Regions from separate parts of the Homo sapiens genome. Here region 1 is linked to region 2. Evidence: read pairs that join two places in POLR2A ChIA-PET (ENCODE). Cell type or tissue: A673. All regions are shown on one strand. Links, peaks and the distances in the headings refer to the core of each region. The heading gives the core; the rest is flanking DNA. Region 1 overlaps FBLIM1 (filamin binding LIM protein 1). Region 2 overlaps PLEKHM2 (pleckstrin homology and RUN domain containing M2).

The links. Peaks named below come from ENCODE experiments on the same cell type or tissue, not always from the same donor. Only the 100,000 strongest peaks of a DNase experiment are listed, where the experiment ranks them.
Region 1: POLR2A ChIA-PET joins it to region 2 with 10 read pairs; 5 of 35 experiments call an interaction of 5 or more read pairs at or near these places.

Annotation. Positions count from the first base shown.
Region 1 is chr1:15,779,918-15,795,164 of GRCh38, reverse strand. It overlaps FBLIM1 (filamin binding LIM protein 1), which reads right to left. Exons shown (of 9, transcript NM_017556.4): 9 at 8,576-10,617. The coding sequence ends at 10,504. It also overlaps the pseudogene RPL12P14. Among named protein-coding and RNA genes, the nearest start is that of UQCRHL, 20 kb to the left of the region's middle. RefSeq lists enhancers at 2,888-3,388, 7,245-8,009, 8,010-8,774. In A673, for the core only: no CTCF peak of the experiment used is centred there; a DNase peak (open chromatin) is centred at 6,354.
Region 2 is chr1:15,699,360-15,714,606 of GRCh38, reverse strand. All of the region lies in intron 1 of PLEKHM2 (pleckstrin homology and RUN domain containing M2), which reads right to left. Among named protein-coding and RNA genes, the nearest start is that of PLEKHM2, 23 kb to the right of the region's middle. In A673, for the core only: no CTCF peak of the experiment used is centred there; no DNase peak of the experiment used is centred there.

The DNA.
Region 1 (15,247 bases), core at 5,035-7,534, 76 kb before region 2:
AAGCAAGAGGCCTGCAGTCTAAACTCCCCCTCTTAAGATGCAGGTCTTGGCCTGGCGTGGTGGATCACACATGTAATTCTAGCACTTTGGGAGGCCAAAGCAGGAGGATCACTTGAGCTCAGAAGTTCAAGAGCAGCCTGGGCAACATAGAGAGACCTCATCTCTAAAAAAAAAAAAAAAAAAAAAAAAGATGCAGGTCTTAGCTGGGCACGGTGGCTCACTCCTGTAATCCCAGCACTTGGGAGGCCGAGGCAGGAGGATTGCTTGAGGCCAAGAGTTCCAAATCAGCCTAAGCAGCATGGTAAAACCCCATCTTTACAAAAAATTTAAAAAATTAGTCAGGTGTGGTGGTGCATGCTTGGGGTCCCAGCTACTTGGGAGGCTGAGGTAGGAGGACTGCTTGAGCCCAGGACATCATCAAAGCTGCAGTGAGCTGTATTTGCACCACTGTACTCCAGCCTGGGCAACAGAGTGAGACTGTGTCTCAAAAAAAAAAAAGATGCAGAGATGCAGAGCTCCAGACATTAAAGGTTTTTTCAGTTGGACATTGGCACCTGTGTTACACGATGGGTTCTGAAACATTCTAGAATATGGATTTCTGAAGTGGGTCTGTAGTGGAGGACTATAGAATTTTCACTGGACCTGCTTTGATCCTGTCTCTGCTGTGCGGCCTTGTGCAGTTATACCAGCTCTCTGATGTGCAGCTTCCTCCTCTTTGGCAATGTCAAAATTGCTACTTCATAGATTATTTTGTTACATAAACTGTACATTAAAGTGAGGAGAACATTTTTTGGAAAATGTTCTCAGTCCCTGCAATTCTTCCTCATCAGCTCAGCCTCCTCCCCTCTCCCCATCCCCCCATTCAATTCCCGGTTCCCACCATTTGTCTCTCTAGCAGGGTAGGGAGGGGCTTGGGTTGCCCTGGAGGGGCTGGCCTGTGGCCTGTGCTGGGTGAAGTTCACACCTGGGTGTGCCCTCGGGAAAGGGGCCTCTGGGGACAGGGTGACCATCAGAAAGGCTCAGGGCTCCCAGTGCACCATGCTGTCCTTTGTCCCAGCTCTGATTCTGTGCTTACTGTGCCCAGGTTCCCAGGTATGGAATTGCAGGGTAGCAGCATGGGGACTTCCAGGTGGGCCCCTCCTAGCAGGTGGGGGTTTGAGCCAATGAAGAATTCAGTCTGCTGACACAGGTCTCCCTCCAAAAGGGCGTGTCTCTAGGACAGAGGCAGCAATTCCACAGCCATATCACTCACTTTCTAGTTTTTTGTTTTGTTTTGTTTTGGAGAGAGGGTCTCGCTCTGTGGCCCAGGCTGGAGGGCAGTGGCGTGGTGCGATCTCAGCTTACTTCAACCTCTGCATCCCAGGCTCAGGTGAATCTCCCAACTCAGTTTCCCAAGTAGCTGGGACCACAGGTGCTCACCACCACGCCCGCCTAATTTTTCTTTTTTTCTTTTTTTTTTTTTTTGAGACGGAGTTTCGCTCTCGTTGCCCAGGCTGGAGTGCAATGGCGTGATCTCGGCTCACCACAACCTCCGCCTCCCAGGTTCAAGCAATTCTCCTGCCTCAGCCTCCCGAGTAGCTGGGATTACAGGCATGCACCATCACGCCCAGCTAATTTTGTATTTTTATAGTAGAGACGGGGTTTCTCCATGTTGAGGCTGGTCATGAACTCCTGACATCAGGTGATCCACCCGCCTCGGCCTCCCAAAGTGCTGGGATTACAGGCATGAGCCACTGCGCCTGGCCCTGCCTAATTTTTCTATTTTTAGTAGAGATGGAGTTTCTCCACATTGCCCAGGCTGGACACTCTTTCTTTTTCTTTTTTTTCCACCAGTTGTCAAGTGATCCTTTATTGAAATATTTTCCTTTCTGCTTCTTAACTGGCTGGGCATTCCACAGCACCACTGTTGATGTCATCTATGATGTCATGAGGGTAGCGGCCATCAACATTACAGCCCACAGACTGGGCAGTCCCCAGGATCTCTTTAATGGTTCCAGAGAGTTCCCTGGCTAAAGATCGGTGCCACGTGTGTCAAGCAATGTTGACGATCTCATCAAAAGTGATATTCCCACTGTGTTTAATGTTTTTCTGTTTCTTTCTGTCTCTTAGTGGTTCCCTGAGGGCTTTGATGATCAGGGCAGAGGCAGAAGGCACCACCTCAATCTGGGCCTGTCTGTTCTGAATGGTCAGTTTCACTGTAATCCTCAGGCCCTTCCGGTAACCCGTTGCCTTGGCAATGTTATCACCAACCTTTTTTGGAGACAGACCCAGGGGGCCGATCTTGGGGGCCAGCGCAGAAGCAGCGACTTCACCTCCAGTGCACCTCAGGTATACAACTTTGATCTCTCTGGGGTCAAACTTCACGGCATGGTGGAGGTGGCTGGTGTGGGATGAACCCGGATTCGGGACAACCGAAGAAAGTTGCACCTTGGTCTCCTTCTCTTTTTTTTTTTTTTTTTTTTTTTTTTTTTTTTTTTTTTTGAGACAGAGTCTTTCTCTGAGAGAGAGTCTAGCTCTATCGCCCAGGCTGGAGTGCAGTGGCATGATCTTGGCTCACTGCAACCTCCGCCTTCCGGGTTCAAGCGATTCTCCTGTCTCAGTCTCCTGAATAGCTGGGACTACAGGCACACGCCACCATGCCCGGCTAATTTTTGTATTTTTAGTAGAGACGAGGGTCTCACCATATTGGTCAGGCTGATCTCGAACTCCTGACCTCAGGTGATCCACCGGCCTCTGCCTCCCAAAGTGCTGGGATTACAGGCGTGAGCCACCGTGCCTGGCCCAGGCTGGACACTTTCTAGTTTTGCAATCTGTTCTCTCCTCTCAGCCTCACTGCCACCCTGCGTGGTGCGTGGGCCGGAATGACCCTTCCCCTCTTGCAGTTTGGAGAAGTTGAGGACCCGTGTGAACCCTGAAATCATTCATGCCCGGGCTCCCCGTTCGCCAGCCCATGCTGCCCTCTAGTGGTTGTGTGCGCACCTGCCTTTAGGGAGTCCAGGACAGCCGGGACAACCAGCTCATCTGCAGACAGCAGTGGCCAGCCTTCCCAGGCTGCGCAGGGGACCCTAGGCAGGGACCGTCCCCCTCAGGACCCTTCCAGCACTGCATGCCTTCACCAGCTCCTCTTCCTGTCTCGCAGCATCTGGTTTAGATGCATAGATAGATGTATTATATACGTATATTTTAATTGTGCTAAAATACATGTAAAATTTACCATCGCAACTAACTGTACGGTTTCATGGCATTAAGTACCTTCACACTGTTGGGCAACCATCACCACCATACATCTCCAGAACTATTTTTTTTTTTAAGACAAAGTCTTACTGTGTCACCCAGGCTGGAAGCGCAGTGGTGCAATCTTGGCTCACGACAACCTCTGCCTCCTGTGTTCAAGTGATTCTCCCACGTCAGCCTCCCAAGTAGCTGGAACTACAGGTGCCCGCCACTCCACCTGGCTAATATTTTATTTTATTTTATTTTTGAGACAGACTCTCTCTCTGTCGCCCAGGCTGGAGTGCAGTGGCGCGATCTCGGCTCACTGCAAGCTCCGCCTCCTGGGTTCAGACCATTCTCCTGCGTCAGCCTCCCGAGTAGCTGGGACTACAGGCGCCTGCCACCACACCCGGCTAATTTTTTGTATTTTTAGTGGAGACAGGGTTTCACCCTATTAGCCAGGATGGTCTCAATCTCCTGACCTCGTGATCCGCCCGCCTCGGCTTCCCAAAGAGCTGGGATTACAGGCGTGAGCCACCGCGCCCGGCCCCTACCTGGCTAATTTTTGTATTTTTAGAGAGACAAGGTTTCACCATGTTGGCCAGGCTGGTCTCGAACTCTGGCCAGCTTTTTTTTTTTTTTTTTTTTGACAGGGTCTCACTCTGTCACCCAGGCTGGAGTGCGACTTCGACCTCCCAGGCTCAGATGACCCTCTTACCTTAACCCCTAGAGTAGCTGGAACTACAAGCGCATGCCACCATGCCTGGCTAATTTTTTGTAGAGACAGGGTTTTGCCATGTTGCCCAGGCTGGTCTTGAATTCCTGGGCCCCAGCGATTCGCCTGCCTTGACCTCCCAAAGTGCTGGGGTTACAGGCGTGAGCCACTGCGCCCAGCCTCCAGAACGCTATTCTCCTTCCCAAACTGAAACTCTGCCCCCATTAAACACTAAGCTCCTCATTCCTATTTCCCCCCAGTTCCTGGAAACCTCTGTTCTACATTGTCTTTATGAATCTGACTAGATACTCATATAAGTGGAATCATACAGTGTCTGTCCTTTTGTGTCTGCCTATTTCACTGAGCACAATGTTGTCAAGGTGTATTCACATTGTGGCATGTGTCAGAATGCCATCCTTTTTTTTTGTTTGTTTTTTTGAGATGGAGTCTCACTTTGTTGCCCAGGCTGGAGTGCAGTGGCACGATCTCAGCTCATCACAACCTCTGCCTCCTGGGTTCAAATGATTCTTCTTCCTCAGCCTCCCCAGTAGTTGGGACTACAGGTGTGTGCCACTATGCCTGGCTAATTTTTGTATTTTTAGTAGAGACGGGGTTTTACCATGTTGGCCAGGCTGATCTTGAACTCCTGATCTCGTGATCCGCCTGCCTCAGCCTCCCAAAGTGCTGGGATTACAGGTGTGAGCCACCACGTGTGGCCTTTTTTTTTTTTTTTTTAGACGGAGATCTCGCTCTGTCACCCAGGCTGGAGTGTAATGGCACGATCTCGGCTCACTGCAACCTCCGCCTCCTGGGTTCAAGCGATTCTCCTGCCACAGCCTCCTGAGTAGCTGGGATTACAGGCGTGCACTACCACAGCTGGCTAATGGCTAATTTTTGTATTTTTAGTACAGATGGGATTTCACCATTTTGGCCAGGCTGGTCTCGAACTCCTGACCTCAAGTGATCCACCTGCCTCAGCCTCCCAAAGTGCTGGGATTACAGATGTGAGCCACCGCACCCAGGCTGCCATCCTTTTTAAGGTTGAAGAATCTTCCATTGTCTGGAGAGACCACATCTTGTCATCCGTTCTTCTGTTCATGGACACTTGGTTCCTTCCCCCTTTTGGCTATTGTGAGTAATGCTGATATGAACATGGGTGCACAAATATCTCTTTGAATCTAGAGAATATATTTTATCTTTGCCAGTAAGTGTACCCAAAGGGAAGGGAAATCATCTTTGCCTGGGGTGTTCTGATTGTGCCTACATGTGGCAGGCGCCCTCCAAGTGAGAGCAGAGAAAAGGATGAAAAGAGGAATGAAAAGAAGAATGAAGGTTGGTTGGGAGGGTTGGGGTGGGGGAGGTGAATACACACTATTGAGTGCTCCCTAGAAGCATCCCCTTATGGAATGGAATGATTTTTACATGGGCAGCCCGAAAAGCAGAGGCATCTCCTAGAATTTCATCCAGGTAACACCCCTCCAAATACACTCAAACAGAAGCATGCTAGGACATGAGGAATTACAACAAGGCTATATATACACACACACACACACACACACACACACACACACATATGCATATATATACACATATACATACATATATACATATATGGACATGTATATACACACATATACATATATATACGCACACACACATATATATGGTTTTTTTGTTGTTTGTTTATATGGTTTTTTTGTTGTTTTGTTTTGTTTTTTGAGACGGAGTTTTGCTCTTGTTGCCCAGGCTGGAGTGCAATGCCGTGATCTCGGCTAACCACAACCTCCGCCTCCCAGGTTCAAGCGATTCTCCTGCCTCAGCCTCCCGAGTAGCTGGGATTACAGGCATGCGCCACCACACCTGGCTAATTTTGTATTTTTTGTAGAGACAGGGTTTCTCCACATTGGTCAGGCTGGTCTCAAACTCCCAACCTCAGATGATCCGCCCTCCTTGGCCTTCCAAAGTGCTGGGTATATAGGCATGAGCCACCACGTCTGGCCTAAGAAGGTTAAAGTCAAAAGCAACACCACTCAGCAGCTGTCCTGAACACGCATCTCAGGGCCACCCACACAAATGAGAATGTCTCCTGCAGCTGCTGCTGCGTCGCCCCCAATCACAGCTGTAGATATAAAGGGATCGAGTCACTGAACCATACAATCACCCCGCTTTCTGACAGCACACATCCAGAGCAAACCCACACTTCCTTAAATCTTTCTCCAAATCCGATACCAGCACTAACACTGCTTTTGGAGATGCCCTGGCTTCCCCGTGCTGTGTGGCCTCCCTTGCCACAGCAAGCATAATAAACCCAAATTTGTTGACTGCAGGCGTGTTCCTGGTGGTCTGATTGACAGGCATCAACGTGACCATGGAGGGAGTGACGGCTAGAGAATTTCAGGGTTCACAAGATGAAGCCAGTGACTCATGAACTAAGCTGAAATCTCTCAGCCTAATACTTCCCTTTCTCTCACAGCAACTCTCCATGATAGATTAGAACTGTTCCAACTTGGCTGGGCATGGTGACTCACGCCTGTAATCCCAGCTATTTGGGAGGCCAAGGTGGGAGGATTGCTTGAGCCCAGGAGTTTGAGACCAGCCTGAGCAACATAGTGGGACTCCATCTCTATTTATTTATTTATTTATTTTGAGATGGAGTTTTGCTCTTGTTGCCCAGGCTAGAGTGCAATGGCGCGATCTCAGCTCACTGCAACCTCCACCTCCCAAGTACAAGGGATTCTCCTGTCCCAGCCTATCAAGTAGCTCATATTACAGGCATGTGCCACCAGGCCCGGCTAACTTTTTTGTATTTAGTAGAGATGGGGTTTCATCATGTTAGTCAGGCTGGTCACGAACTCCTGACCTCAGGCTATCTACCCGCCTTGGCCTCCCAAAGTGCTGGGATTACAGGCATGTGCCACCGTGCCTGGCCTCTTTTTTTTTTTTTTTTGAGACGGAGTCTCGCTCTGTCACCAGGCTGGAATGCTATGGCGCAATCTCGGCTCACTGCAACCTCCGCCTCTCAGGTTTAAGCAATTCTCTTGCCTCAGCCTCCTGAGTACCTGGGATTACAGGTGCGCACCAACACACCCAGCTAATTTTTTTGTATTTTTAATAGAGTCGGGGTTTCACCATGTTGGCCAGGATGGTCTTGATCTCTTGACCTCGTGATCTGCCTGCCTTGGCCTCCCAAAGTGTTAAAATTACAGGCATGAGCCACCACGCCCGGCCTCTATTTTTATAATACATTTTATATATATATATATATATATATATTTTTTTTTTTTTTTTTTTTTTTTTTTTGAGATGGAGTCTTACTCTATCACCTAGGCTGGAGTGCAGTGGCGCAATCTCAGCTCACTGCAGGCTCTGCCGCCCAGGTTCAACCGATTCTCCTATCTCAGCCTCCCAAGTAGCTGGGATAACAGGCGCCTGCCACATCGCCTGGCTAATTTTTGTATTTTTAGTAGAGATGGGGTTTCACCATGTTGACCAGGCTGGTCTTGAACTCCTGACCTTGTGATCTGCCTGCCTCGGCCTCCCAAAGTGCTGGGATTACAGGTGTGAGCCATCGCGCTCAGCCAATAAATAAAATGTTTTAAACTGCTCCAGATGAGAACATCAAGGCTGAGGGTTACTAACTTGTCCACGCTATTGAGTACAGAGATAGGTCTGAGATCTGGGTGGCCTGTCACCAAGCCAGTGCTCTTTCAGGCCAACTCTTTCTGGGCCTGTGCTCACCAAGTGAGCCCAGGGGTCAGTGTGCAAGCTTGAAAAGGGAGAGCAGCCTAGTTATGTGCAGGGAGCACGCCCTGGGGGTGTTTTTTTTTTATTTTTGAGACAGGGTATCATTCTGTCACCCAGGCTGGAGCGCAGTGACACAATCACGGCTCACTGCAGCCTCGACCTCCTGGGCTCAGGTGATCCTCTTACCTCAGCCTCCCAGGTAGCTGGGACTATAGGTGCACACCACCGTGCCCAGCTCATTTTTCATAGAGACGGGGTTTCGCCATGTTGACACGGCTGGTCTCAAACTCCTGAGCTCAAGCCATCCACCCACCTCGGCCTCCCAAAGTGCTGGCACTGCACCCAGCCTGACTGTTGATTCTTATTTTTTTGAATCAGTCTATCACCCAGGCTGGAGTGCGGTGTTGTGATCTCAGCTCACTGCAACCTCTGCCTCCCAGGTTCGAGATTCTCCTACCTCAGCCTCACGAGTAGCTGGGCCTAGAGGCAAGCACCACCATGCCCAGCTAATTTTTGTATTTTTAGTAGAGGCGGTGTTTCACCATGTTGGCCAGGCTGGTCTGAAACTCCTGGCCTCAAGTGACCCGCCCACCTCAGCTTCCCAAAGTGCTGGGATCACAGGCATGGGCCACCACGCCCGGCATGAGTGTTAATTCTTAAAGCATTTGGCAGCCCTACTGAGGCTCCTGCAGCCAACCCCATCAGTGGTGGCCTGTGTCCAGGAGAAGCACACCCAGTGAGTTGGCCGGCCCCAGTGCTGGGCATGAGGCAGGAAATGAGCCCCTCCATCTGCTGAGCTGAGCCCCAGCACTCTTCGGACACTCCCGCCACAGCGAGCAGATGCCCAGGGCTACTACCAAACGCCAGCGTTTACCTGTGTGAGAGCCTACACACAACATGGAAGAGCTTCTAACACTTATGCATTTATTTTCATGTGTAAGAAGAAAAACGTAACTAGCACGTGAACATGACTGCATGGATACACGGCTCAGCACGAGGCTAAAGTCAGAAGTGAGTGAAAACAAAATAGCATGTTGATTTAAGTGAAATAACAGAACAGGAGGCCTTTGGTTATAACAATTGTGGAGGTGGTCTGTGAATGCAGAAGTTCGGGACTCCCTGCTCTAGGCTCAGGGCAAGACGCTGTGGTCTGGGCCGAAGCCCCTGGGGTTCTACAGAGAAGCCTGCCCAGTGCACGGCCCCTGTGGCATTCTCGTGGGAGCGTGTGAGACCCCAGGGAGGGAAGCACATTCTGTTTAACTTGTCCGTGCCGTACAAAATGTCTTAGAAGTGATAAAGCAACAATGATGATTCTCCTTCAAAGGGAAGAAGAATCTTCCAGGTGTGGTCTTGAGGACGCAGAGGTTACAACACAGGCTGGGCTGCAGGGCCCAAGTAGGACTTGAGGTCATAACCAGAGGACTGAAGGGACACCTGTCCTGGCACCATACTGGAGAAGTGCTTGTTTGTGTTTGGGGGAGAGGGGGTGCATGGCCCAAGTCAAGGCTGAAGGAGGAACGCTTGGCCCCTGCACCCTGTTCCCAGCATATACCAGGCTCTCACCCCATGCCTGCTGACTCAACACAGCACCCGGGAGGTGCCGCCAGAAGGCAGGTCGGGGGATGCTGACATCCCGGGGTGTCTGCGGACCACCCTCTCCTCTTGGGTCTGGGCCCTGGCCCCACTTTGCACCACACATTCCAGGGCGGGGAAGTCCATGGCTGTGCCCCAACTGGGTCCCATTCCTGTACATGTGCGAACCAAGGGGGTGTTTGCTATTATGCTCCCCACTAAATCCAAAGAATGTTGGTTCCCATCATTTCAACCTCAACATTTTCAAAAAGCACTTTTTTTTTTGGAGACAGAGTCTCGCTGTGTCTCCCAGGCTGGAGTGCAGTGGTGCCATCTCAGCTCACTGCAACCTCTGCCTCCCGGGTTCAAGCAATGCTCCTGCCTCAGCCTCCTGAGTAGCTGGGATTACAGGCGCACGCCACCACACCCAGCTAATTTTTGTATTTTTAGTAGAAACGGGGTTTTGCCGTGTTGGCCAGGCTGGTCTCAAACTCCTGACCTCAAGTGATCTGCCTGCCTTGGCCTCCCAAAGTGCTGGGATTACAGGCATGAGCCACCACATCCGGCCTAAAAGGCACTTTTTTTTTTTTGAGACGGAGTTTCCCTCTTGTTGCCCAGGCTGGAATGCAATGGTGCAATCTCACTGCAACCTCTGCCTTCCAGATTGAAGCAATTCTCCTGCCTCAGCTTTCCCCAGTAGCTGGGATTACAGGCACCTGCTACCATGCCTGGCTAATTTTTGTATTTTTAGTAGAGACAGGGTTTCACCATGTTGGCCAGGCTGGTCTTGAACTCCTGACCTCAGGTGATCCACCCACCTTGGCCTCCCAAAGTGCTGGGATTACAAGCGTGAGCCACCATGCCCAGCCTCTAAAAGGCACTTTTTAAGGGACCTTGGAGTTTGTCCTCAAACAGCTCAACCCCACAGGCGAGGCTGGTCCTAGCACCCCTACCAGACAGCTAGTCAGTGAGAGGGGTCCAACCTCCCCCAGCTTTTCCCTGGAAGTGGGGCAGGGTCAGCAGGGAATTCTGGGGGTGAAGCTCATGGTCCAGGAGCCTTCTGGTGCCCAGAGGGTAGAGGAGTGGAAGGCCTGGGGGTGCTCAGCCCCACTGTATCCTGGACAGGCTGGGCCGGCTTGCAGGCTGGTCTCCATGGAGGCTCAGAAGGAAAGTGTGCAAGAGCAGGTTAGGAAGGGAAACCAAGTCAGGGAAGGGCCCCAGCCGGGGCTAGTGGTCTGTTCACTGCCCAGCGGGCACTCTCAGCAGCACCCCGCAGCACTCCGCTTCACATGGCATGGCTTGCAGAAGAGATGGTTGTTCAGGGGGTAGCAGCCTTGGTCCGTGGGCTCGACAGACAGGAGGATCCTGCAGTCCTGGGGAGACAAAGACACATGCTGACCCGCCCTGGGCCTGGGCGCTGCCTGCACAGGGGAGGGACTCACTTGGCATCTGCCGAATAAACCAACTGCATGAGTGGATGCCCTTCCTAAGTGGGAGGAAGGAGGCTGCTCACTGCTGCCCTCCCAACACCCGGGCCAGGTCTCCATAAGGGAAGATGAGACACAGACACACATGGAGGCTTTAATCCACGTGGAGGCGCCGGTGAGGACAGACATTCACCGTCAGGAGAACTAAGGACACCTGGGGAAGTCCCCTGAGGGTTCAGGGAAAGTTGGGGCTAGAAGAGTCTTAATAGCTCCTTTATTATTTTTTAAAATTTGTTTTTATCATTTATTTATTTTGAGACAGTCTTGCTCTGTCGCCCAGGCTGGAGTGCAGTGGCACGATCTTGGCTCACTGCAACCTCTGCTTCCCGGGTTCAAGCGATTCTCCTGCCTCCCAGGTAGCTGGGATTACAGGCGTGTGCCACCACACCCAGCTAATTTTTGTATTTTTAGTAGACAGGGTTTTGCCATGTTGGTCAGGCTGGTCTCGATCTCCTGACCTCAAGTGATCCGCCCACCTTGGCTTCCCATGCTGGGATTACAGGTGTGAGCCAGTGCGCCCGGCTTCAATAACCCCTTTAGAACATAAATTCTGGGCGGGCGCGGTGGTTCACGCCTATAATCCCAGCACTTTGGGAGGCTGAGGCGGGCGGATCACAGGGTCAGGAGATAGAGACCATCCTGGCTAACACGGTGAAACCCCATCTCTACTAAAAATACAAAAAACTAGCCGGGCGTGGTGGCGGGCGCCTGTACTCCCAGCTATGTGGGAGGCTGAGGCAGGAGGCAGGAGAATGGCGTGAACCCGGGAGGCAGAGCTTGCAGTGAGCCGAGATCGTGCCACTACACTCCAGCCCGGGTGACAGAGCGAGACTCCATCTCAAAAAAAAAAAAAAAAAAAAAAAAGAACGTAAGTTCTACGAGACAGGAACCCTGTTTAAGGCCAAGTCCCCATCCCAGCACAGGCCATGGGTATCTGCTGATGAGTGCCTGAATCTAGTCCAGTCCCTTCATTTCACAGGTGGGATACCAAGGTCCAGGGAGGAGTGGGCTCTGCCCCAGGTCACACAGCTGGTTCTGGAGCTGGGACCAGACTGGGTCTCCAGGATCTGGCTCCAGGGGCCTTTCTGTGACTCCACAGCCCACACAGCTTCAACACCAGCACAAACATTAATATTTTCTATTTTTCAAATCACCAAAGGATTTCAGAATGAGGAACACAGGGACTCGGGGCCCAAATTCTACCAACGTCACTGTTCTGCCCCAGAAACCTCACCTGGGCACATGCTAGAGAATAACAGGGGGGACAATTTGCGCGCAGAGACTTGGTTCTGGGCACCCTTTGGAAGCTGCACTGATCCCACAAAAGAGTCCTTATAGGGGGCCAGGCGCAGTGGCTCACGCCTGTAAGCCCAGCACTTTGGGAGGCTGAGGCGGGCGGATCATGAGGTCAGGAGTTTGCGACCAGCCTGGCCAACATGGTGAAACCCCGTCTCTACTAAAAATATAAAAATTAGCCGGGCGTGGTGGTGGGTGCCTGTAATCCCAGCTACTCATGAGGCTGAGACAGAATTGTTTGAACCCGGGAGGAGGTTGCTGAGATCGCGCCACTGCACTCCAGCCTGGGAGACAGGGCAAGACTCCGTCTCAAAAAAAAAAAAAAAAGAGTCCCTATAGGGACTACTTTGGGGTCACAGGTGGCCCTCCTTATGCAGTAGGGACCAGGGTCTGCAATCTGCCTTCCTCCATGGCCAGCTGGGTGAGGCACCCCTGTGTGTCTCCTCCCTACAAGGCCACTTGAGTCTCTCAAGTAGACCATGGGCTATACAACTGCACCATCTGTGCCACCTGTTTGGCACTGTAAGAACACATGCCAGAGGGCCACATGAGACCCCTCCTAAATTAGAACCAATTGGAAGAAACACCTTATCTACCACCAAGTCTCACAACCTCTGCAAGGCAGCTGTGCGGTGGCTGAAACCTCACTGAACCCAGCCCACACAAGCATGGCTGGAACCACTTTTCTGAGACTGTTTGCCTGTTTCCCATCCTTTTTTTTTTTTTTTTTAAGATAGAGTCTCACTCTGTCACCCAGGCTAGAGTGCAGTGGCATTATCATGGCTCACTGCAGCCTCCACCTGTCAGGCTCAAGCAATCCTCCTGCCTCAGCCTCCAGAGTAGCTGGAACTACAGACAGGTACCACCATGCCTGGCTAATTTTTAAACATTTATGGTAAGATGAGGTCTTACTGCGCAGGCTGGCTTCGAACTCCTGGGCTCAAGTGATCCTCCTGCCTCAGCCTCCCAAAGTGCTGGGATCACAGGTGTGAGCCACCACACCCCACCAGTTTCCCCATGTGAAATGGGGACAATAAATCCCATCTCACAAGACTGTCACTAGGATTAAACAAGGTGATGTCAATGAAAGCATTTTATAAATTAAAAAATACTACCTACAGGCCAGGTGCGGTGGCTCACACCTGTAATTCCAGCTCTTTGGGAGGCTGAGGTGGGCGGATCACGAGGTCAGGAGATCAAGACCATCCTGGCTAACACAGTGAAACCCCATCTCTACTAAAAATACAAAAAATTAGCCAGGCGTGGTGGCAGGCGCCTGTGGTCCCAGCTACTCGGGAGGCTGAGGCAGGAGAATGGCGTGAACCCGGGAGGTGCAGCTTGCAGTGAGCCGAGATTGCACCACTGCACTCCAGCCTGGGCGACAGAGCGAGACTCCGTCTCAAAAAAAAAAAAAAAAAACAATACTACCTACATATAAAAGTATTGTTATCCTTCCAACAATAGTCATAAATAATATGGACCCCAAAGCAAGTAGAAATGGTGAGATGTGGGTGTGGGCAGTGCAGGGAAACCCATTTTTCTTCTTAGTTAACAGCACTCAACTCCTTCCAGGCTGCTGCAGTTCAAGAGCCTCATTATTTTTTTTTTTTTTTTTTTGAGACAGAGTCTTGCTCTGTTGCCCAGGCTGGAGGATTAGAGTGCAGTGGCACAATCTCTGCTCACTGCAACCTCTGCCTCCAGGTTCAAGTGATTCTCCTGCCTCAACCTCCCAAGTAGCTGGGACTACAGGTGTGCGCCACCATACCCAGCTAATTTTTTTTGAGACAGAGTCTCACTCTGTCTCCAGGCTGGAGTGCAGTGGTGCAATCTCGGCTCACTGCAACCTCTGCCTCCCGGATTCAAGAAATTCCCCTGACTCACCCTCCCGAGTAGCTGGGACTACAGACACACGCCACCACACCCAGGTAATTTTTGTATTTTTAGTAGAGATGGGGTTTCACCTTGTTGGCCAGGATGGTCTCCATCTCTTGACCGCCTGCCTCAGCCTCCCAAAGTGCTGGGATCACCAGCATGAGCCACCATGCCTGGCCAAGAAGCCTCATCTTCTGACACATAACTGCTGGAGTCCAAATGCCGACTTACTACACCACCTCGGCCAAGTCATCAAGGACTACCGGGGGGGTTTATTCGCTTCCTGGCCAGGCTCAGGAAGGTGCCAGTCACTGCTGGAACTCGTGAGGATGATGTTGGGGATAACAGCACTTAAACTTCCTCACTGGGCTTTCAAAATGCATTATCAGCAGGACTTTGACCTATAACCAACAAAGACAATGTAATTACTCAGCAATTTATCAACTTCTCTACCCAGCTCCTTTGATAACCTCAGTGAAAATAGCCTCTGGGTTCCAGTATCTGTTTAAATAAATGGGAGTGAACAGGTGTGTCGAAATACTCATCGGCTGAGTAAGAGATCTGCTCTGGGGCTCTCCACTTAGGTCCCCGCATAAAAGTTGCCACCTTGTCACCATCACCGGAGAAGACAGAAGCTTCAGTGACAAGGAGCCAGCTGTAGAAGGGGTGGGAGAGGATTTCTGAGCCTCCTCAGCAGGACTGACTACATAATTTGTACGATCTAGGACAAAATAAAAATGTGGGGCCCCTTGTTCAAAAATTAAGAATTTTGACTGGGTGTGGTGGCTCACGCCACCCAGCACTTTGGGAGGCCAAGGCGGGCAGATCACTTGAGATCAGGAGTTCAACACCAGGCTGGCCAACATGGCGAAACCCCATCTCTACTAAAAATACAAAAAATTACCCGGGCATGGTGGTGTAAGCCTGTCATTCCAGCTACTCAGGAGGCTGAGGCAAGAGAATTGCTTGAACCTGACAGGCAGAGGTTGCAGTGAGCCGAGATAGCGCCACTGTACTCCAGCTTGGGTAACAAAGTGAGACTCAGTCTCTACAAAAAAAAAATTTAAGAATTTCAGGCCGTGCGCAGTGGCTCATGCATGTGATCTCAGCACTTTGGGAGGCCAAGGTGAGAGGATCGCTTGAGCCTAGGAGTTCAAGACCAGCCTGGGCAAATTTTTGTAGAGAAGTCAACTCTACAAAAATTTTAAAAATAAAAAAATTAGCTGGGCGTGGTGGTGCGCACCTGTACTTCCAGCTACTCAGGATGCTAAGGTGAGAGAACTGCTTGAGCCCAAAAGTTCGTTCAAGGCTACAGTGAGCTATGATCACACTACTGCACTCCAGCCTG
Region 2 (15,247 bases), core at 360-2,859:
TCTTCTCTGCAGCCCGGAACAAGCCTGGCAGGCCTGTCAGCCAGGACAAACCTCAGTCCTGCAGGGTCTTCCCTTCCCTTCCTCCCAGAGGCAGGCAAATCAGAGCACCAGAAGGAAAGATTTCTAGAGCTGAAAGAAAGAGGAATAAGCCTGCAAAAACTGCATAATCCCTCTCAGCAACAGCTGGAAACATTACTGCACACTTCAGTATTAAGTACGACCACACTGGGGTAGAGCTTTTTTTTTTTTTTTTTTTTTAATTTCAAAATCTGAGTAAATCTGAGATCAGAGAGCCTATAGACAGATGTTACAGCTGGAAGCATCCTTAGAGATCTAGTGCAATGTTCTAATTAAAAAACCAAAACAGGGCCGGGTGTGGTGGCTCACACCTGTAATCCCAGCACTTCGGGAAGCCAAGGCGGGTGGATCACGAGGTCAGGAGTTCAAGACCAGCCTGGCCAAGATGGTGAAACCTCGTTCTCTACTAAAATACAACAACTAGCTGGGTGCGGTGACAGGCACCTGTAATCCCAGCTACTCAGGAGGCTGAGGAAGGAGAATTGCTTGAACTCAGGAAGCAGAGGTTGCAGTGAGCTGAGATTGTGCCACTGCACTCCAGCCTGGGCAGCAGAGTGAGACTCTGTCTCCAAAAAAAAAAAAAAAAACAGGGCTGGGCTGCAGTGGCTCACGCCTGTAATCCCACCGCTTTGGGAGGCCGAGGTGGGCGGATCACGAGGTCAGGAGATCAAGACCATCCTGGCTAACATAGTGAAACCCCGTCTCTACTAAGCAAAATGCAAAAAATTAGCCGGGCGTAGTGGCAGGCGCCTGTAGTCCCAGCTATTCGGGAGGCTGAGGCAGGAGAATGGCAGGAACCCGGGAGGCGGAGCTTGCAGTGAGCTGAGATCACGCCACTGCACTCCAGCCTGGGCAACAGAGCAAGACTCCTTCTCAAAAACAAAAAACAAAAAACAAACAAACAAACAAAAAACAGAATATTATTCATTCTCTTGAATTATAATTCCCACATGGAAAAGAATGTGTATATTTGTGTATTTACAGAGACGAGGTTAAGTCCCTCAATATGGTTTTTAGTTAAGTGACAGGACCCAGGGCTGGAACTCAGACTCTTTTCTCAGCTAAGATACCTTTAAAGAAAAATTATTCTGAAAACATTTGTTCATTGTAAAAATGGAAGCAACACAGAGGTGTGTATAAAGAATAAAGGCCCCCTTGCTCCCATTTACTATTGCCAACAGCTTGGTGTGCACGTATCCCCCCAACTCTTTTCCTGTATACACAGACCTAAGAAAAAAAGAAAAAAAAGAAAGAAAGAAATAAGAAAAAAAGGAATGCCACGAGTGGTGGCTCATGCCTGTAATCTCAACACTTTGGGAGGCCCGAGGCAGGAGGATCGTTTGAGGCCAGGAGTTTGAGACCAGCCTCAGCCACATAGCAAAACGCTGTGTCTACAAAAACAAACAAACAAACAAAAAATTAAAAATTAGCCAGGCGTGGTGGCTCACACCTATAATCCCAGCACTTTGGGAGGCCAAGGCAGGCAAATCAGTTGAGGTCAGGAGTTTCAGACCAGCCTGGCTAACATGGTGAAACCCCGTCTCTACTAAAAATACAAAAATTAGCTGGGTGTGGTGGCACATTCCTGTAATCCCAGCTACTTGGGAGGCTGAGGCAGGAGAATCGCTTGACCCTAGGAGGTGGAGGTTGCAGTGAGCCAAGATTGCACCACTGCACTCCAGCAGGGGCGAAAAATAAAAATAAAAATAAGCTAGCTAGGCATGGTGGCATGCACCTATAGTCTCACCTACTTGGGAGGCTGAGGCAGGGTCAGGGGGAGGTATCCCTTGAGCCCAGGAGTTCAAGGTTGCAGTGAGCTGTAATGGCACCACTGCACTCCAGCCTGGAGCAAGAACTTGTCTCAAAAAAAAAAAAAAAAAGGAAAATAAGATCATGCTATATTCATTCTGAAACTTGTTTTGCCTTTAAGGTATATCCATGTATATTTCCATATCATTATGATGTACCATACTTCAACCATTGTTAAATATGGATATCATATCCAGTTCCTGGACATAGCACATAATATTGCAGTGACCATTGTGCAGTCCTGTGTGGATGCTTCTGTATGGTGAGTGCCTGCAAGGGGAACTGCTGAGCCAACAGACAAACACATTCACAATCTGCCTGGGTCCTGCCACCTGGCCGTCTAGAATGTCTGACTGATTTACACTCCGACCATGCTGGCCAACACTGCATATAATTAGTCTAATTTTTTCCAGTCCATTTGGTGAAAAATAGTACCTGTTTTAAATTGTACTTCTCTGATTAAAAGCGCAGTGGAACATCCATATTAGCCACGTGTTTCTCTTCTTCTAGGAACTAAGTATTCACAGCCTTTGCCCAATCTTCCACTGGCTGCTTGTGTTTTTGTTATTTGTTGCAGCTCTTTTTTTTTTTTTTTTTTTTTGAGACTGAATCTTGCTCTTGTTGCCCAGGCTAGAGTGCAGTGGCGTGATCTCGGCTCACTGCAACCTCTGCCTCCCAGGTTTAAGCGATTCTCCTGCCTCAGCCTCCTGAGTAGCTGGGATTACAGGCACGCGCCACCGTGCCCGGCTAATTTTGTACTTTTAGTAGAGATGGGGTTTCTCCATGTTGGTCAGGCTGGTCTTGAACTCCCAACCTCAGATGATCCACCCGCCTCAGCCTCCCAAAGTGCTGGGATTACAGGCGTGAGCCACCGCGCCCAGCCATGTTACAGCTCTTTAAGGATTTAACCTAATGTGTTGTTATATATTATTTTCCCCCCCGTTATCAATTGACCTTTAAACTTCACTTGTCATTTTTTTGCCCTATTGAGAAATTTTTAATTTTGATGCAGTCAAATCTACCAGTCTTTTCCTTTATAGTTTCCCATTTTTCCCAATGTAAGATTACAGAAGTGCCTTTTTTCTTTTTTCTTTTTTTTTTTTGAGATGGAGCCTCGCTCTGTTGCCCAGGCTGGAGTGCACTGGCACAGTCTCGGCTCACTGTAGCCTGTGTCTCCCAGGTTCAGGTGATTCTCCTGCGTCAGCCTCCCAAGTAGCTGGGATCACAGGCACCTTCGACCACACCTGGCTAATTTTTGTATTTTTTAGTAGAGATGGGGCTTTGCCATGTTGGCCAGGCTGGTCTCGAACTCCTGAGCTCAAGAGATCTGCCCACCTCAGCCTCCCAAAGTGTGGGGATTACAGGCATGAGCCACCACGGTTGGCCACAAAAGTGCCTTTTTTCTTTTATAGTTTTAGGACAATTTGATTTTGGTTTTTAGGTTTAGATCTTTTTTGTTTTTTCACTGCTGGTTTTTGGTCCCCTTATGTTTTTATTTATTTTATTTTATTTTTATTTTTGATAGAGACAGGGTCTCCCTATGTTGCCCAGGCTGCTCTCGAACTCCTGGGCTCAAGGGATCCTCCTGCCTTGGCCTCCCAAAATGCTAGGATTACAGGGGTGAGCCGTCATGCCCGGCCAGGTTCCCTTATGTTTAGATCTTTATATATGTCATGAGGTAAGGATCCAGCTTTATATATGGCATGAGGTAAGGATCCAGTTTCACCGTGTTGGCCAGGCTGGTCTCAAACTCCAGACCTCAGGTGATCTGCTTGCCTTGGCCTCCCAAAGTGTTGGGATTACAGGCATGAGCCACGGCACCCAGCCCTCGTATTTATTAATGTTAATTAATGGTCCAGCTCTTCCTAATCCTCTCACCTCAGCCTGCTGGGTAGCTGGAACTACAAATGCATGCCACTATGCCTGGCTGATCTGTGATGTAATATGCCCCTTTTAAAACTACTTCTTGTTGGCCTATTATATATTCCTGTGCTGGTCCTCCATTTAAAATTTTCACTTTATTCAGCATTTTGGTATGGGCAGAACAAGTCCACCCCAGCCCCCTCAACATTCTTTTTCAAAATTGTTTTGGTAGCTGGGTGCAGTGGCTTACGCCTGTAATCCCAGCACCTTGGGAGGCCAAAGCAGGCGGATCACCTGAGGTCAGGAGTTTGAGACCAGCCTGGCCAACATGGTAAAACTCTGTCTGTACTAAAAAAAATACAAAAATTAGCCGGGCCCCACCATGCCTGTAATCCCAGCTACTCGGGAGGCTGAGGCAGGAGAATTGCTTGAACTCGGGAGTTGGAGGTTGCAGTGAGCCGAGATCATGCCACTGCACTCCAACCTGGGCAGCCGAGTGAGACTCCGTTTCAAATAACAACAATAACAACAACAACAAAACTGTTTTGGCTGTTCTAGTACATTATTTTAATCAAATTTCACTACAATTTTCTTCTGGATTTGTACCAGAATTTTTTTTTTTTTTTTTTGGAGATGGAGTCTCGCTCTGTCGCCCAGGCTGGAGGGCAGTGGCGCGATCTCGGCTCACTGCAAGCTCCGCCTCCCAGGTTTACGCCATTCTCCTGCCTCAGCCTCCCGAGTAGCTGGGACTACAGGCGCCCGCCACCATGCCCAGCTAATTTTTTGTATTTTTTTTAGTGGAGATGGGGTTTCACCACGTTAGCCAGGATGGTCTCGATATCCTGACCTCGTGATCTGCCCATCTCGGCCTCCAAAGTGCTAGGATTACAGGCATGAGCCACCGCGCCCGGCTTGTACTAGAATTATACTGAATCCAGAGATCATTTGGAGGAGGAAATAATATTGCAATATTGAGTCTTCCTATCCAGGAACATGGAGTCTTTTCCCCATTTATTCAGGTCTTCTGTTATATCCTTTGGTAATTTTTATAGCTTTCTTTAGGTATGTCCTGCACATTTATTTCAAGGTGGCTTGCATATCTACACATGGTATTATGAGTTAGGAAGCAATCTGTGCCTTGAAACAATTTCTGCAAAAAGTACAGTACAAAGAGTGTATATGCCACGGTGGTGGAGAGAGAAGGCTCCGTAGGCAGGAAACCCGGGTCCAAAGTGTGGCTCTGCGACTACAGAGGTGGGCACCTTTGGCAAATTACTTAACTCTCTAACCCTCATTTTTTCTCATCTGCAAAATGGGTTATAAAACGACTATTTAGACCTGAGCTGTCCAATACAGTAGTCACTAGCCACATGTGGCTATTTAAAGACTTTGGGAGCTGGGTAGCAAAGCACATAAAGGTAAATAAACAGCAGTGGCACTCTCTTAGCTGTAATGAGGCTGCAGCTGGTAACCACCTCCCTCCCGCTCCAGTATCAGAAGGCTCTGAAAGAACAGGAGTGGAAGGAAAGCAAACATCGAAGAAATGAGGACCCCAGAACAGAATTAATGGGGTGAGTATAACAAATATAACCCAGCCTGGAAGCACAATCCTCATCTTTTATGCCAAATTACTCTTTGGTTGCACTCAATACCTGCTGGTAGAGCTAATACCCACTACAATTAGGGCCATGATTTATTGAGTGCACACTCTGTGCATCAGGACGGTGGCAGAGCTGTTAAGAGTGTGGATTCTGGAGTCGGACAACTTGGTTTGAATGCTGACTCTGCTACTCATTCACTGTGTGACCTTGGGCAAGTTACCTAACCTCTCGAAACTCGTTTTCCTTGTCTGTAAAATGGGCTTAGTAATAGGACCCTCCCTATAGGTTGCCATGAGGGTTCATAATGCTTATACTATGTTTACCAAGTACATGATACATCGTAAACACTTAACAAATGTTAGCAGCTATGATGACGATGACACACTTTTCAAACGTAATTTAATCACCACCGCAGCCCCGTAAGTAGGTCACAGAGCTAGTAAGGGGCAGAGACAGATTTTAAACCCAGGTCTTTTCATCAAACCTGGGTTGGAGGTCCCAGAACGAATAATGTATGTAAAATGTTAGACTCTAGCCAGGCATGGTGGCTCACAAGTATAATTCCAGCTCTTTGGGAGGCCAGTGAAGGAGGATCATTAGAGGCCAGGAGTTTGAGACCAGCCTGGGCAATATAGCAAGACCCCATCTCTATTTTAAAAAACTTTTTTGTAAAGTTAGACTCTATTTAAATCCCCTCCTAATACGTTTTAGGGGAATCCAAGAAAGAAAAATGCCGTTCCGGACCGGGCACAGTGGCTCACGCCTGTAATCCCAGCACTTTGGGAGGCCGAGGCAGGTGGATCACAAGGTCAAGAGATCGAGACCATTCTGGCCAACATGGTGAAACCCCATCTCTACTAAAAATACAAAAATTAGCCGGGCGTGGTGGTGTGCACCTGTAGCCCCAGCTACTCGGGAGGCTGAGGCAGAAGAACTGCTTGAACCAGGGAGGTGGAGGTTGCAATGAGCTGAGATCGTGCCACTGCACTCCAGCCTGGCGACAGAGCGAGACTCCATAAAAAAAAAGAAAAAAGAAAAATGCAGTTCCCTCTCTTTTAAATCATGAGAACTGGCCAGGTGCAGTGGCTCACGCTGGTAATCCCAGCACTTTGGGAGGCCGAGGCAGGTGGATCACTTGAGGTCAGGAGTTCAAGACCAGCCTGGCCAACACAGTGAAACCCCATCTCTACTAAAAATACAAAAATTAGCTGGGAATAGTGGTGGGTGCCTGTAATCTCAGCTACTCGGGAGGCTGAGGCAGGAGAATCACTTGAACCCAGGGGGTGGAGGTCACAGTGACCTGAGATCACGTCACTGCACTCCAGCCTAGGCGACAAGAGCGAGACTCCATCTCAAAAAAATATAAACTATGAGAACTAAAACCCCATGGTAGACATGAGCTCAGAGTCTTCTCCAGTTCTGCTTCTTGGAAGACAGACCAAGGAGAGCAGCCAGGGTGGCTTCTCTACCAACAGCCCTTGCTGGTACAGTCTCTGTCCTTTGGCCCCACACTGGCATCTCCCGAGTGAGGATGTGTCTTGTCAGTTTTAAAAAAAGCTGCAGCTGCTCCAGGAGGGGCTTTCCCCACTTCTGGGAAGAAGTTCATTCTGCTGATCAGACTGCCAAGTGGTTCTGAGTGTTTCCTTTCTGTTCATGTGGATTTTGGGGAAAGGCAGAAAATCTCAGAATTCGTGGGAGTCTAGGGCAGGGTGGCTAGGGGACCACCTCCAAGTTTTGTGTGTAAAGTTTTATTGGAACACAGCCACTCCCATCGGCTCACGTGTCACCTGTGGCTGCTTTTGTGCTATGACGGCAAGTGGAGCAGTGTTTTTAGAAACAGGTCTCACTTTGTTGCCCAGGCTAGAGTGCAGTAATGCTCACTGCAGCCTCAACCTACCGGGCTCAGGTGATCCTCCCAGCTCAGCCTCCCAAATAGCTGAGACTACAGGTATGTACCACCACACCTGGCTAATTTTTTTTTTTTTTGTATTTTTTTTGTAGAGATGGAGTTTTGCTATGTTGTCTAGGCTGGTCTTAAACTCCTGAGCTCAAGTGATCCTCCTGCCTTAGCCTCTCAAATTCTAGGGATTACAGGTATAAGCCATGGTGCCCAGCCCAAAGCCTACACTTTAAGCACTCTTTTTTTTTTTTGAGACGGAGTTTGTCTCAGAGACCGCATGGCCTGTACAGCCTGAACTATTTAGCACCTGGCTCTTTACAGAAGAAGCATGCTGGCCCTCGGTCTGGAGCCTGCAGCAGAGGTGGCAAGGAATGCACACTTGTGATAGGCTCGGCTGAGGAGCTGCCTCTTGCTCAAAGCTCAGTTCAGCAGTGGCCAGAAGGGAAGGCTCAAGCCGTGAAGGGTCACATATTTCAACACACAGTTACTGAGCACCTGCTATGTACATATCAGACACGGTGGCAGAGATAAATTAGTGCAAATGTATAATACGGCATCAGGGAGTAGTAAGTGCTATGAAAAAAATGAAGCAGGGTGTGGAAATCTGTTATAAATACGGAGCCCCCAGAGGGAAAAAAATAAATACAAAAGCCGGGCACAGTGGCTCACGCCTGTAATGCCAGCACTTTGGGAGGCTGAGGCAGGTGGATCACCTGAGGTTAGGAGTTCGAGACCAGCCTGACCAACGTGGTGAAACCCCGTCTCTATTTAAAATACAAAAAATTAGCCAGGCATGGTGGCGCACACCTGTAATCCCAGCTACTCGGGAGGCTGAGGCAGGAGAATCATTTGAACCTGGGAGGCAGAGGTTGCAGTGAGCCGAGATCGTGCCACTGCACTCCAGCCTGGGCAACAAGAGCAAAACTCCAACTCAAAAAATAATAATAAAAACAAACAAACAAATAAGGAGCCAAGAAGATCTCCCTGAGGAAATGGCTATTGTGGCATCCGGGGGGAAAGTATTCCGGTTAGAGGAACAGCAGGGGCAACAGTGAGGAGCCTGGTGTGGCTGGAGCTCAGGGAGTGAGGGGTGAGCAGCATGAGATGAGGTCAAGAAGGCAGCTGAGGGCCGGATCATGCACAGCCACACAGGCCGTGCGAGGGGCTTTGCGTTTCATTACCAGTTTGATGGGAAGCTGTTGGCAGGTGAGAACAGGAAAGTACATAACTCGATGTCACTATTACAAAGCTGCTATAGCTTCTTGCTTGTTTTTTGAGACAGGGTCTTGCTCTGTCACCCAGGCTGGAGTGCAATGGCGCGATCTTGGCTCACTGCAGCCTCTGCCTCAATCGATCCTCCCACTTCAACCTCCCGAGTAGCTGGGACTGCAGGTGTGCGACACCACAGCAGGCTAGTTTTTCTGTTTTGTAGAGATGGGGTCTCATCATGTTGCCCAGATTGGTCTTGAACTCCTGGGTCAAGCAATCCACCCACCTCGGCCTCCCAAAGTGCTGGGATTACAGGCGTGAGCCACCAGATCCGGCCTTGCCATAGTTTCTGTATGGTGAGTAGACAGACTGTGAAAGGCCAGGGTGGAGGCAGAGGCTGGTTAGGAGGCTAGCAGCCCCGACAATGGGAAAATGGGGGCTGGGAGCTGGCTACAGTGTAGAGGACAGGAGAAGGGGTCAGATGCAGGGTCTGAAGGCAGAGCCGCAGAGATTTAGCGATGGATTAAATGTGGGGCATGAGGGAAAAGGAGGAGCCAGCAACAGTTCTGAGGTATGGTCTGAGCAGGTGGACGGCAGCCGTTTCTGGATCAGGTGGAGTTCAGCTCTGGCATAAGTTCAGAACACCTATCCGACATCTATGTGGAGGCCGGGCACAGTGGCTCACGCCTATAATCCCAGCGCTTTGGGAGGCCGAGGTGAGTGGATCGTCTGAGCTCAGGAGTTGGAGACAAGCCTGGGCAACATGGCAAAACCCTACCTCAGCAAAAATACAAAAAATTAGTCGGACATGATGGCACGATACACTTGTAGTCCCAGCTACTCAGGAGGCTGAAGTAGGAGAATCGCTTGAGTCTGGGAGGTAGAGGTTGCAGTGAGCCAAGATTGCACCACTGCACTCCAACTAGGTGATAGAGTGAGACCCCATCTCAAAAAAAAAAAAAAAAAAAAAAAAAAAGATATCTACGTGGAGACATCAAGGACACAGCTGTGGAAATGGATCTGAGGTTCAGGGGCAGGGGGGGTGCCGCCAGCCACTGAAAGCCGTGAGTGTGCAGCAGGAGGAGCGTCTGAGTACTGAGCCGCCAGGGCTGCGTTAGACCAGGGGTCCTCACCCACGCAGCCCAACAATGCCCGGGCCCCTTTCCAGACCAATGACATCAGAAACTCTGGAGTCAGGGCACAAGAAGCAGCACTGTAACACTCCAGGTAATCCTGATGCCTGGCCCGGGCTGAGGATCACTGTCTTAGACCACGAAGGCACAGCCAGCGAGGTGGGCAGAAAACGTGGGCAGTATGTGCTCCAGAAGCCCAGTGAGGAAAGTTTCCCAAGGGCAGGTGTGGTCAGTCGCCAGGGTCATGGCAGCAGGGGCCTAAAAGGGAGGTGCTGGGACCATGAGGAAAGCACATGGGCGCAGGGGCGGGGGCAGCAGCCTGATGGGCACTCATCACGGAGGGCAGGAGCTTGTGTGGATCCCGCATCAGCAAATGAGGCATTTAAACATGACAGTGATGAGGCAGCTGGAACTTGAAACAGCAAATATTTGATGATATTGAGGAAAAGTTATTGTGAATTTTTTGTAATATTGGGTCATGTGAGAAAAGAATCCTCATTTTTTAACAATACGTACTGAAATATTTATGGATGTCTGGAAATCTGTTTCAAAATAATAGAGGGCTGGTGGTATAGACTGTCCGGTGATGATACGAGCTGAACATGGGGCTTCGGTATGCCATTCTGCCTATTTTGGGTCAGAAGAGGGGGTGAGGGAAGTGGAAGAACAGAGAGGAAGAGGAAGAAAGGAAGGGAGGAAGGGAGGGAGGGAGGGACGGAGGGAGTGGAGGAAGAGACAGTAAATACAGAAAATCCCTTTGACCGGTTTTGCCAAAAGAGTGGCAGGAAAAACAGGGTAGAGTAAAGAAATAAAGTCCTTGCCCAGGAAAGACAGGATGGGACCCCTCTGGCCACAAAGGAGAGTCCACAAGCAGGTGGGCCAGTATGCTCCATGGTGGGAGGATGAAAAAGTTGTCATCAGAAGAAAATTCAAAAGTAAGCAAGGTCAGCTGAGAATGAAGAGAGAGATTCAGATTTAAGGTAAATTTTTAAACATGGTGGTTCCCTAAGGTCCACGGACTCTGAGGCCTCTGTCTCAAAGGCATGTTCCCAGACCACGCTCTAGACCTGCTCAGCTGCTCTCCTGTCCCTGCTGCTGATTTTTCGGTTGTGCTCAGGCACCAGGGCCGGGAAAAGCTAGCTCAGCTCATCCCAGACTCTCCCAAAGCCAGGAGCACAGGGCTCCCAGGCGCTCTGGGAAGGCTGGGCGTCACAAGACTGCTTCGGGGAAGTGTGGGTGGTACACTCCAACAAGCCAAGAAATGCCTGACTCAGAGAATTTTAATCAGGGTGAGTCCCACTCTCTGCTCTGAGCTGCCACAGCCCGGCCTTCTCTGTCCCGTCTCTCTCTGATCTTCATACACCCACAAAACAATTTCTAGTACTATGGTTGATACGAAGAAATCCTTCCAGATTGGTCTCTAATAATTAACTCAAAGGTGGCTGTGAAAGACGATAAACAGCCAAATGAACATAAGACAGTTCCAAGTGACGTCCTTCCTTTCTCCCTCGTCAGACAAGGTCAAAAAGAGGCTGCAACCCTGCCCAGCCCAAAAGAGGGGCGATCTGGATTCTAACTCTGCTGTCAACTCGCAAGTTATACTAGGGGAGCAGGGGTCACACTTCCCTATTTACAGAGCAGGATAAAAACGCCTGCTCCAACAACAGGAGAGGCTGGACAGATGGCTGTAAGCGTGCCTGTTTAACTGCCTGGCCACTGTGGGGCTCCACCGCTGTGCCTGCCCCATCCCTGCTCAGCCACCGCAGACACAGACCTAAGGATACCTAAGAAACCTTGCCCGGCCCGGCCTGGCCTGGCAGGTTCGACTCTCCTGTGATGCCCAGGGAGAAGGCCGCCAGGTAACAGCAGCCTCCCTGTGGGCTCCATGGAGACCAAACGTTATTTACACAAGAGTGTTTGGAAGAGCCTCAGCAGGACAGGTCTAGGAGGTGGAAATCCAAAAACAGAATAGACCCCACCTGAGGGCTGGGCGCTGTGGCTCACGCCTGTAATTCCAGCACTTTGGGAGGCTGAGTCAGCGGGAGTATTGCTTGAAGCCAGAAGTTTGAGACCAGCTGGGCAATATAGCAAGACCCTGTTTCTAGCAACTTTTTTTTTTTTTAAAGTTAGCTGGGCGTGGTGGTGCATACCTATAGTCCCAGTTACTCGGAAGGCTAAGGCAGGAGGATTGCTTGAGCCCAGGAGCTGGAGGCTGCAATGTGCCATGATCACACCTCTGTACTCCAGCCTGGGCAACAGAGTGAGACCCTGCCTCGAAAAAAAAAAAAAAAAAAAAGGCTGGGCACGGTGGCTTATGCCTGTAATCCCAGCACTTTGGGAGGTCAAGGTGGAGAGATCACTTGAGGTCAGGAGTTCGAGACCAGCCTAACCAATATGATGAAACCCCATCTCTACTAAAAATACAAAAATTAGCTGGGCGTGGTGGTGCACATGCCTGTAATCCCAGCTACTTGGGAGGCTGAGGCAAAAGAATTGCTTGAACCTGGGAGGCGGAGGTTACAGTGAGCTGAGATTGTGCCACTGCACTCCAGTCTGGGCAACAGAGCAAGGCTACATCTCAAAAAAAGAAAAAAAAAACCCACCTGAAGAATGGGTGGATTACCACCCACCTCACCTCCAATCACCTCTTTAAGGATTACATCCACGATGGCCACAGCTAAATAAGCTCATCTCAACCTCCGAGCCAGACTGCACTGCAGGGGCCCTCTTGGTCCACTGAGTCCTGGAGGCTGCCCCTCACATGGCGATGCTGTAGGTACAAGGTGGGTGAGGACGCGTCCCATGGAAAGTGACATGCCACTGCCCACCTTGCGTCTGGGAATTCTACTCACAGCATGGTCACTGGTTGGGCAAACTGCCCCTCTGGTCTCACAGACATTCCTCCCTTACAAGGCAGATCCCCAGGGGAAAGGTGGAGCTCAAGCTACCTGCTGTCATTTACCTTTGGGCGACCCGTCCGTATCAGTGACAGCTGGAGAAGGGCCATGTGGTTGCAACTACTGAATGTCCCTTCAGGGAGGCCACCATAACGACTACCCCCCCGAGCTTGCATCAGCAGTTTGCTGCAGCTTCAGGCGCAGCCTCTTGTGAATGTAAGGGAAGGGCCAGTGCTCGACATCCATCCCCTCAGAAAGACACAGGGAGCAGAAAATAAACAAACAAGTGAGGCAGGCAGGCTGGGGTCTTTTTTCTTTTCTTTTTTGAGAGGGATTCTCGCTGTGTTCCCCAGGCTGGAGTGCAGTGGCGCAATCTCGGCTCACTGCAAGCTCCGCCTCCCGGGTTCACACCATTCTCCTGCCTCAGCCTCCCAAGCAGCTGGGACTACAGGCGCCCGCCACCACGTCCAGCTAATTTTTTTTGTATTTTTAGTAGAGACTGGGTTTCACCGTGTTAGCCAGGATGGTCACGATCTCCTGACCTCGTGATCCACCTGTCTTGGCCTCCCAAAGTGCTGGGATTACAGGCGTGAGCCACCGTGCCCGGCCAGCTGGGGTATTTTAAGTCTTAGCCAAGCTTCCTAAGACTAATAATACCTTTTTTTTTTCTTTTTTCTTTTTTTGAGATGGAGTTGTGCTCTTGTTGCCCAGGCTGGAATGCAATGGCACGATCTTGGCTCACTGCAACCTCCGCCTCCCAGGTTCAGCCGATTCTCCTGCCTCAGCCTCTCGAGTAGTTGGGATTACAGGCACCTGCCACCATGCCCAGCTAATTTTTTGTATTTTTAGTAGAGATGGGGTTTCACCATATTGGTCAGGCTGGTCTCAAACTCCTGACCTCAGGTGATCCACCTACCTCGGCCTCACCAAGTGCTGGGATTACAGGAGTGAGCCACCGCACCCAGCTAATAACATACCCCCACCCCCTTTTTTTTTTTTTTTTGAGACAGAGTTTCACTCTTGTTGCCCAGGCTGGATTGCAATGGCATGATCTCGGCTCACTGCAACCTCCGCCTCCTGGGTTCGAGCGATTCTCCTGCCTCAGCCTCCTGAGTAGCTGGGATTACAGGCGTCCACCACCAACATGGCTAATTGTTTTGTATTTTTAGTAGAGACAGGTTTTCACCATCTTGGCCAGGATGGTCTTGAACTCCTGACCTCATGACCTACCTGCCTCGGCCTCCCAAAGTGCTGGGGTTACAGGCGTGAGCCACCGCGCCCAGCTAATAACACCCCATTTTCATGTGATCCAAGGAATAAATCACTACTGCCAGCAGCACTTCTGCAGAGACTCTCCTCTGCGATCTAAGACAAGGCTGGGTGCTGGCCAGGGCTGAGGAATTTCATTATCGAAGAGCAGAAGAGCCCTTAGAAACCATTTGGTTAGGAAGCAGAGTTTCCTGGGGCCTCCCATTCAGTAAGAATGTCCTGCCCTGTGCAGAAGGGTGTGTGAAGGGAGTTGGAGTTAAGGAGAGGGAGAGGGAGAAGTTATCAGTGAATGAAACTGACTACTGAATGTAATGAAAATCAGAAAAATAATCACTTAGCCACAACCCTCATTTTATAGGCAGGGAGACCGGAGCCCAGGGAGACAGGGGCACTTCCTGCACACCCTAGCTCTGGCCAGCGTCCTACTACTGTACTGCAGAGTCTTGGCCAGGTGTGCTCACACACAGGGGTAGCTACTTCTGGAGCTCCTTCTGCTTCATCCCACCTGGAGATAAAGCAGTCAGGACATCAGCTGCCACCACCCCAGAAGTGCTCATCCGAGCCTGGGTGACAGAGCGAGACCCTGTCTCTAAAAATAAAATTAAAAAAACAAAACAAAACAAAAAACTGAGCAGGGCAGAGCAGCAGGGGCCATGGGCTATCCCCAGGGCTTCAGCGATGGGGCTCTGCAGGATTTAGGGGACCACATCAGGAATGTCCCAGTTGCTTCCCTCCTAGACAACATGAGATGTCAACAGAGGCTTCAGCTGCTGGGTGCCTGCCGCTTCACCAGCCCCAGGGAACTGCAATGCTTCCGATGTACACTGCTAATTTTATTTTTGTTGTTTTTTTTTTTTGAGATGGGGGCTCACTATGTTGCCCAAGCTGGAGTGCAGTGGCTCATCACAGGCACAATCATAGTGCACTACAGTCTCGAACTCCTGGGCTCAAGCAATCCTTCCACCTCAGCCTTCCATGTAGCTGGGACTATAGGCGCACACCACCATGCCCAGCCTACTCTCCTAGATTAATATATTTATGTAATATAATAATAGAGATGGAGTCTCACTATATTGCCCAGGCCAGTCTTGAACTCCTGGGCTCAAGCGATCCTCCCACCTTATCATCATACCCGGCCCACTCTCCTATTTATTTATTTTAATAATAGAGATGTGGTAAAGACACATGCACACATATGTTTATTGTGGCACTATTCACAATAGCAAATACTTGGAACCAACCCAAATGTCCATCAATGATAGACTGGATTAAGAAAATGTGGCACATATACACCATGGAATACTATGCAGCCATCAAAAAGGATGAGTTCATGTCCTTTGCAGGGATATGGATGCAGCTGGAAACCATCATTCTGAGCAAACTATCACAAGGACAGAAAACCAAACACTGCATGTTCTCCTTCATAGGTGGGAACTGAACAATGAGAACACTTGGACACGGGGCGGGGAACATCACACACTGGGGCCC